Regions from separate parts of the Homo sapiens genome. Here region 1 is linked to region 2. The links are chromatin loops, found by intact Hi-C in ENCODE. Cell type or tissue: psoas muscle. All regions are shown on one strand.

Evidence for each region. A loop is a pair of places that touch in the nucleus more often than their neighbours do. Peaks named below come from ENCODE experiments on the same cell type or tissue, not always from the same donor. Only the 100,000 strongest peaks of a DNase experiment are listed, where the experiment ranks them.
Region 1: it touches region 2 in a loop (3-fold over the local background); 25 of 110 quality-filtered maps call a loop at or near these places.

The regions. Positions count from the first base shown.
Region 1 is chr11:34,375,610-34,379,609 of GRCh38, forward strand. No RefSeq gene overlaps it. Among named protein-coding and RNA genes, the nearest start is that of ABTB2, 20 kb to the left of the region's middle. In psoas muscle, no CTCF peak of the experiment used is centred here; no DNase peak of the experiment used is centred here.
Region 2 is chr11:34,472,561-34,476,560 of GRCh38, forward strand. No RefSeq gene overlaps it. Among named protein-coding and RNA genes, the nearest start is that of CAT, 36 kb to the left of the region's middle. In psoas muscle, no CTCF peak of the experiment used is centred here; a DNase peak (open chromatin) is centred at 2,341; H3K4me3 peaks cover 408 bases; H3K27ac peaks cover 1,339 bases.

The DNA of each region.
Region 1 (4,000 bases), 97 kb before region 2:
TATTTTGTCTGATATAAGTATAACCAACCCTCTTCTCTTTTGGTTACCATTTGCATGGAATATATTTTTTCATTCCTTCACTTTCAGCCCATGTGTGTCCTTAAATCTAAAGTGAGTCTCTTGCAGTCCTTTTACATTTAAAGTAAATTGGTAAGTGAGGACTTACTATTGCCATCTTGTTGTTTCTGTTTGCTTGTTTTGCAGTTATTTTGTTCTCTTCCTTACTTTCTATCTTCTTTTGTTATTTGGTGATTTTTTCTTTGTTTTGGCAGTGATTTACTTGGATTCTTTTCTTTTTATCTTTTGTGCACCTATTATTTTTTTTCTTTGTGTTTACCTCAAAGCTGGAATCGAATATCTTGTAGCTATATCTGCATATTTTATGTTTGTAACAATTTAACTTTAATTACATACAAAAACTATACACTTTTGCCCCTGCCACATACATACATATTTTTGTTCTTGTAGCCAGAGTTTATTTCTTTTTATATTGTGTATCCATTAACAGGTATTTGTGGTTATAGTTGTGCCTTTTTTTTTTTTTGATACAGAATCTTGTTCTGTCACCCAGGCTGGAGTGCAGTGACATGATCGTGGCTCACTGCAACCTTTGCCTCCCAGGTTCAAGTGATTCTTGTGCCCCAGCCACTTGAGTAGCTGGGATTACAGACGTGTGCCACCATACCCAGATAATTTTTGTAGTTATAGTAGAGATGGGGTTTCACCAAGTTGGCCAGGCTTGTCTTGAACTCCTGGCCTCAACTGATCTACCCACCTCAGCCTCCCAAAATGCTGGGATTTTAAGCATGAGCTGCCATACCTGCCCCGGTTATATTTATTCTAAATATTTTTTGTCTTTTAACTTTGATATTAGGGTTAAAAGTAATTTATGCAATGCCATTACATTGATACATTATTCTGTATTTGTCTATATATTTACCTGAAGTCAATGCCTGGCTTCAAACAACAGGCTGACTCTCTTGTTAGGGGCTAATGCAGCTCATGACTTTAAAGGGAAGCCAATGCTCATTTACCATTCTGAAAATCCTAGGGCCCTTAAGAGTTATGCTAAATCCACTCTCTGCCTGTGCTCTATAAATGGAACAATAAATCCTGGATGACAGTATATCTGTTTAGAGCATGGTTTACTGAATATATAGACAGTGAGATATGTGCTTTCATATGCTCTCATGTTGCTGTTTATCATGTTTTCATTTCAATTTAAATAACTCCCTTAAGCATTTCTTACAAGACAGATCTAGTGGTGACAAACTGTCTCAATTTTTGTTTGTCTGAAAAAAAGTTTATCTTTCTTTCTTTTTTAAGGATAGTTTTGCTAGGTATAATATTCTTGGTTGACAATTTTTTTTCTTTCTCAGTACTTTAAATATAACATCTCACTCTTTCCTGGCCTGCAAGGTTTCTGCTGAGAAATCCTCAGCATGTGATTCTCCTGCCTCAGCCTCCTGAGTAGCTGGGACTACAGGTGTGCACCACCATGCCCCACTAATTTTTGTATTTTAGTAGAGACGGGGGTTTGCCATGTTGGCCAGGCTTGTCTTGAACTTCTGACCTCAGATGATCTGCCCTCCTCAGACTCCCAAAGTGGAAGGTTACAGGCATGAGCCACGGCAATGTTGTGTATGTTCCAATCACTCTACCAACCAGCCACTCGCTCATCTCTCTTTCTTCCCTTGAGACATCTCTCTTCCTATTCCCTGAGACACAGCAGTATAGAAATTAGGTCAGTTAATAACCTTACAATGGACTCTACATGTTCAAGTGAAAGAAAAGTTGCATGTCTCTTAATTTAAATCAAAACCTAGTAGTGATTAAGCCTAGTGAGGAAAGCATGTTAAAAGTCAAGACAGGCCAAAAGCTAGGCCTGTGGTGCCAAACAGCCAAGCTGTGAATGCAAAGGAAAAGCTTTTTTTTTTTTTTTTTTTTTTTAAGATGGAGTCTTGCTCTGTCACCCAGGCTGGAGTGCAGTGGCACAATCTTGGCTCACTGCAACCTCTGCCTCCTGTGGTCAGGCAATTCTCCTGCCTCATCCTCCTGAGTAGCTGGGGTTACAGACATGTACCACCATGCCCAGCTAATTTTGTATTTTTAGTAGAAATGGTGTTCACCATGTTGGTCAGGCTGGTCTCAAACTCCTGACCTCAGGTGATCTGCCTGCCTTGGCCTCCCAAAGTGCTGGGATTACAGGCATGAGTCACCATGCCTTGTCCAGAAAAGTTCTTGAGGGAAATTAAAAGTAATACTCCAGTGAACACACAAATGATATTTTAAAAAAAGTGAAACAAACTTTCTGCTGATATGAAGAAAGTTTTAGTGGTCTGGATGGAAGATCAAACCAGGCACAATATTCCCTTAGGCCAAGCCATAACCTAGAGCCATGACTTAACACTCCTCAATTCTGTGAAGGCAGCGAGAGGTGAGGAAGCTGCAGAAGAAAAGTCGGAAGCTAGCAGAAGATGGCTCATGAGGTTTAAGGAAATAGGTCATCTTTATAACATAAATGTGCAAGGTGAAGCAGTAAAAGATGATTTAGAAGCTGTAGCAAGTTATCCAGAATATCTAGTTAAGATCACTGATGAAGGTAGCTACAGTAAACAACATATTTTCAGTGTAAATGAAACAGTCTTCTATCAGATGATGTAATCTAGGACTTTCATAGCTAGAGAGATGTCAATGCCTGGCTTCAAAGCTTCAAAGAACAGGCTGACTCTCTCATTAGGGGCTAATGCAGCTTATGACTTTAAGGTGAAGCCAGTGTTCATTTACCATTCTGAAAATTCCAGGACCCTTAAGAGTTATGCTAACTCTACACTGCCTGTGCTCTAAAAATGGAACAACAAAACTGGATGATAGTACATCTGTTTACAGCATGGTTTACTGAATATTTTAATCCTACTGTTGAGACCTACTTATCACAATAAAATATTTCTTTCAAAATATTACTGCTCATTGACAATGTGCTTAGTCACCCAAGATCTCTCTCTGATGGAGATAGATAAGAAAACTAAAATTGGTTTTTTTTTTTTTTTTTTAGATGGAGTTTTGCTCTTGTTGCCCAGGCTGGAGTGCAATGGTGCAATCTCGGCTCACTGCAACCTCTGCCTCCTGGGTTCAAGTGATTCTCCTGCCTCAGCATCCTGAATAGCTGGGATTACAGTCATGCACCACCATGCCTCACTCATTTCATATTTTTACTAGAGATGGGGTTTCTCCATGTTGATCAGGCTGGTCTCGAACTCCCGACCTCAGGTGATCCACCCACGTTGGCCTCCCAAACTTCTGGGATTACAGGCATGAGCCACTATGCCCAGCCTTAAAGTTGATTTTTGCCTGCTAACACAACATCTATTTTGCAGCCCGTGGATCAAGGAGATGATCATTAGCCTTTTTTTTAGCAATGAGGTATTTTTAAATTAGGATATGTACATTGTTTTTTGGAAATAATGCTGTTGCACACTTTATAGACTACAGTATAATATCAACATATTTTATATGCACTGGGAAGCCAACAAATTTGTGTGACTCACTTTACTGCATATTTACTTTATTGCAGTGGTCTGAAACCCAAACCACAATATCTTTAAGATATGACCCTATTGGTGTCTGTGCATTTGAAGAAACAGTCACCTCTTTCAAACTTTACAGACTGTCTTTGGTAGGGAAAGACCTTTATCTGTGGCTGGCATGAGGAAGTAGCTTGATGGGCTCTGGGTGACTCTGGCAGCTGGGGTTACTCTTGGCAAAGACTGCAGGGCCTTAGCACAATGACTGCTGGGGTCCTCGATGGTGAAGCCTGCCAAGTCCTTTTGCTCTCTTTTTTTCCCAACTGGGGGACTCACAGCAGAAGAAATTCTTCTTCACTGGGCTCTGCTTGTCTGGGGAATGAGGTGAATGCAGGCAAAACGCTTCCTACCGTATTCTATGTGGGTGTTCTCAGTTCTTTTAGATTGCTGCATCTTCTTAATTGTACTCCAGAGCT
Region 2 (4,000 bases):
AGGAGTTTGAGACCAGCCGGGGCAACATGGCGAAGCCCTGTCTGTACAAAAAATACAAAAATTAGCCGAGTATGGTAACGCATGCCTGTAGTCCCAGTTACTAGGGAGGCTGAGGCGGGAGGATCTCTTGAGCCCAGGAGGTTGAGGCTGCAGTGAGTCGTGATTGCACCACTGCACTCCAGTCTGGGCAACAGAGTGAGACCTTGTCTGAAAACAACAACAATAACAACTAAAAACAAAAAACCAAACCAGTTTATACTTTCAGGAGTTCCTGAGTTACGGGCTTCAGGAAACAGACCACTAGCAGACAGATACAAACTCATTCTTGGTCTTTTAGCTCAAATTTCTTTACTCCTCTGTCAAACCCTCCTGCCTAATTCCCCCCGTATTTGAGTATGCTTTGAGACTGTTATATTTGTAGACATAGAAAATAGATATATCGGGCTGGGTGCAGTGGCTCACGCCTGTAAACCCAGCACTTTGGGAGGCCAAGGCGGGTGGAACACCTGAGGTCAGGAGTTTGAGATCAGCCTGGCCAACGTGGTGAAACCCCATTTCTACTAAAAATACAAAAATTAGCTGGGTGTGGTGGCATGTGCGTGTAATCCCAGCTACTCGTGAGGCTGAGGTGGGAGAATCGCTTGAACCCAGGAGGTGGAGGTTGCAGTGAGCCAAGATTGCGCCACTGCACTTTTTATTGGGAAAGGTGAGAACTTCTGGAGATGGTTGGTGGTGATGGTTGCACAACAGTGTGAATGTATTTAATGCTACTGAACTGTACACCTAAAAATGGCTAAATGGTAAGTTTTGTGTATATTTTACCCCACAAAAAAATCCAATGGTCCATTCTTAGTCCTTGTCTTACATGACCTCTCAGCGGTGTTTGACACAGTTGGTCGTTCACACTGCCTTCTTCATTGTTTATTTATTTTAGAGACGGCATATCATTATGTTGCCCAGGGTGGCCTCTGCCTCCTGAGTAACTGGGACTACAGGCACACATCACCATGCCCAGCTTTCCTCCTCGTCCCTTTCTCCTCCTCCTCATTTTTCTTCCTCCTCCTCCTCTCTCTTCTTCTTGTCCTTGCCCTCATCCTCCTCCTTTTTTTTTCTTCCTTCTTCCTTTTTTCTTCTCTCTCTTTTTTAAAATAAGAGCTTTATTGAGATATAATTCACATACCGTAAAAACCACCCATTTAAAGTGTACGAGTAAATTTTTTTTGTATATTCACAGAATTGCGCAACCATCACCACAATCAATTTTGGAGCATTTTCATCACCCCAAAGGGAAACCTGTACCTATCAGCAGCCACTCTCCATTTCTTTCTTAACCTAGTCCCCAGCCCTAGGCCATCATGAATCTAAGATTTGCCTACTCTGCATGTTTCATTTAAATGGAATAATATAGTATGTGGTCTTTTGTGACTGGCTTCTTTCACTTAGCATAATATTTTCAAGATTCTTACATATTGTAGCATCTATGAGTGCTTCATTTTTTTAATTGCCAAATAATATTCCATTTTATGGATTTACTATGTTTTATTTATCCGTTTATCATTTGATGGACATTTGGATTGTTTCTACTTTTTGGCTATTATGAATAGTGCTGGTATGAACATTTCTGTACATATTTTTGTGTGGACATAACATTTTCATTTCTTGCATTCTCATCTTAAAAGGTGTTTTTCTGGCTGGGTGCGGTGGCTGCCACCTGTAATGCCAGCACTTTGGAAGGCTGAGGCGGGCGGATCACGAGGTCAAGAGTTCAAGAGCAGCCTGGCCACTATGGTGAAACCCCATCTCTAATAAAAATACAAAAAAAAATTAGCTGGGCGTGGTGGCAGGCGCCAGTAATCCCAGCCAGTCAGGAGGCTGAGGCAGGAAAATTGCTTGAACCTGGGAGGCGGAGGTTGCAGTGAGCCGATTGCGCCACTGCACTCCAGCCTGGGTGACAGAGCGAGACTCCGTCTCAAAAAAAAAAAAAGGTGTTTTTCACCTACACTCTGCCACACCACTATCTAAAAATGTAAATATTAGACTCTTAATATATAAAAATCTGTTCTTTTGCTGTGTCAAGCCCCTTGACATAAGTAACTCCATCTTAGAGACTCCATCTTATATTTCATAGGGCACTTTGCGAACAGGGACAAGATGTTTGCTTAATAAATAAAGACTGCATCCAACCAGATGAGGACATCAACAAGCACACTTTTCCACTCTCAGTCCTCACTAGAGGACTGTGGCTATAAAAAGAACAGGACTTGCGCAGCTTGAAATGGCCGTCTTAACTACACCATCTTGCTGTTAATCATGATAATCACCTGGCATCTGCCACTGAAGGCTCTCGGACTGCCTGGCGCAGACCAGGAGATTCTTTTTGCCTTAGTCGCTCTCCCTGAATTGATTCATTAACCCTTTCTTCCTATCCTTCTTCTTTTGATGTTCAATATTACTTTGTTGTGGCATGTTTAATCTATAACATTTATATTTTAAGTATACTATTATGTATGATCTGCCACATTGACTGACTTGTGGAGTGGCTTGAGCCTGTGTGACTGCAGCTCTGACTATCGAGCAAATGGGAAGCACTGAGGCAAACTGCCTCCTTAGGAACTCCGTGCAGCTCGTGGCTTTTGTGATTGAGATTACTTCAAGAAAGTCAGACATTGTGGAAAGACACAAATGTGCATGGACCTGATCATCTCTGACCTCACGCTGCTCATGAGACTTGCTCTTCTAAAAGGAGGGCTTGGTCTGGGCTTTTAGAAGCACTGTGAAGGATTGCCTAGTTTGTTTCAAATAAATGTCAGGATTTTGGTTTAAAAACACATTAATTCGGCCAGGCACGGTGGTTCATGCCTGTAAGCCCAGCACTTTGGGAGGCTGAGGAGGGGAGATCATTTGAGGTCAGGAGTTTGAGACCAGCCTGACCAACATGGTGAAACCCCATCTTTACTAAAAATACAAAAAATTAGCTGGGTGCGGTGGTACACACCTGTAGTCCCACCTACTCAGGAGACTGAGGCAGGAGAATTGCTTGAACCCAGGAGGGAGAGGTTGCAGTGAGCCAAGATTGTGCCACTGCACACCAGCCTGGGCAACAGAGTGAGACTCAATCACAAAAAACAAAAACAAGACCAACCACATTAATGTTTTCTTTCCTGGGTAAAGGGCATCACTCTGATTTGTGATTTGTACTATGGAAGTGTTTTAAGAACTTCTTAGCACTCATTTTTCTGGGAGAAAAGCCACAAGCAAGCTACTTGGGCCATTTCTTTGCCTCTTAGTTCGTGGCATTACCAAAGGGCAAAGAGCCAAATTCCACTTTAAACTCTCTGGTAAGCCAAACTGAAGGCCTTAACGTTTTTTTTTAAATCAGTGCTTTTAAAGATGTGAGGGGTTAGTGGAAGTCAACTTAAAAAGTTCTGTATAATTCGTTTTTTTTTTTTTTTTTTTTTTTTTTAAGGTGGATTCTCACTCTCCTGCCCAGGCTGGAGTGCAGTGGCATGATCTTGGGCTCACTGCAACCTCCACCTCTGTAATCGCTTGAATCGAGTTCAAGTGACTCTCGTGTCTCAGCCCCCGAGTAGCTGGGATTACAGATGCACCCCACCATGTCCAGCTAATTTTTGTATTTTTAGTAGAGACAGAGTTTCACCATGTTGGCCAGGCTGGCCTCGAATTCCTGACCTCAAGTGATCTGCCCGCCTTGGCCTTTCGAAGTACTGGGATTGACAGGTGTGAGCCACTGCACGTGGCCAGCTCTGTATAATTTTGAACCTCTGAAAAATGTAAACAATCACATATTAATATATGGGAAGTTTGCTATGGAAAGTTCTATTGCAGATCCTTTTAACAAAGCAAGTACTTATTCCCTCATTTGACTATTTGATAACTGAATTTTGCATTATCTATTGCTTTAATTTTTTGTTGTTTTGCTTTGGTATTGTTTGCTCAAAGTGTAATATTTTATTTATTTTTTTGAGACAGCGTCTCACTC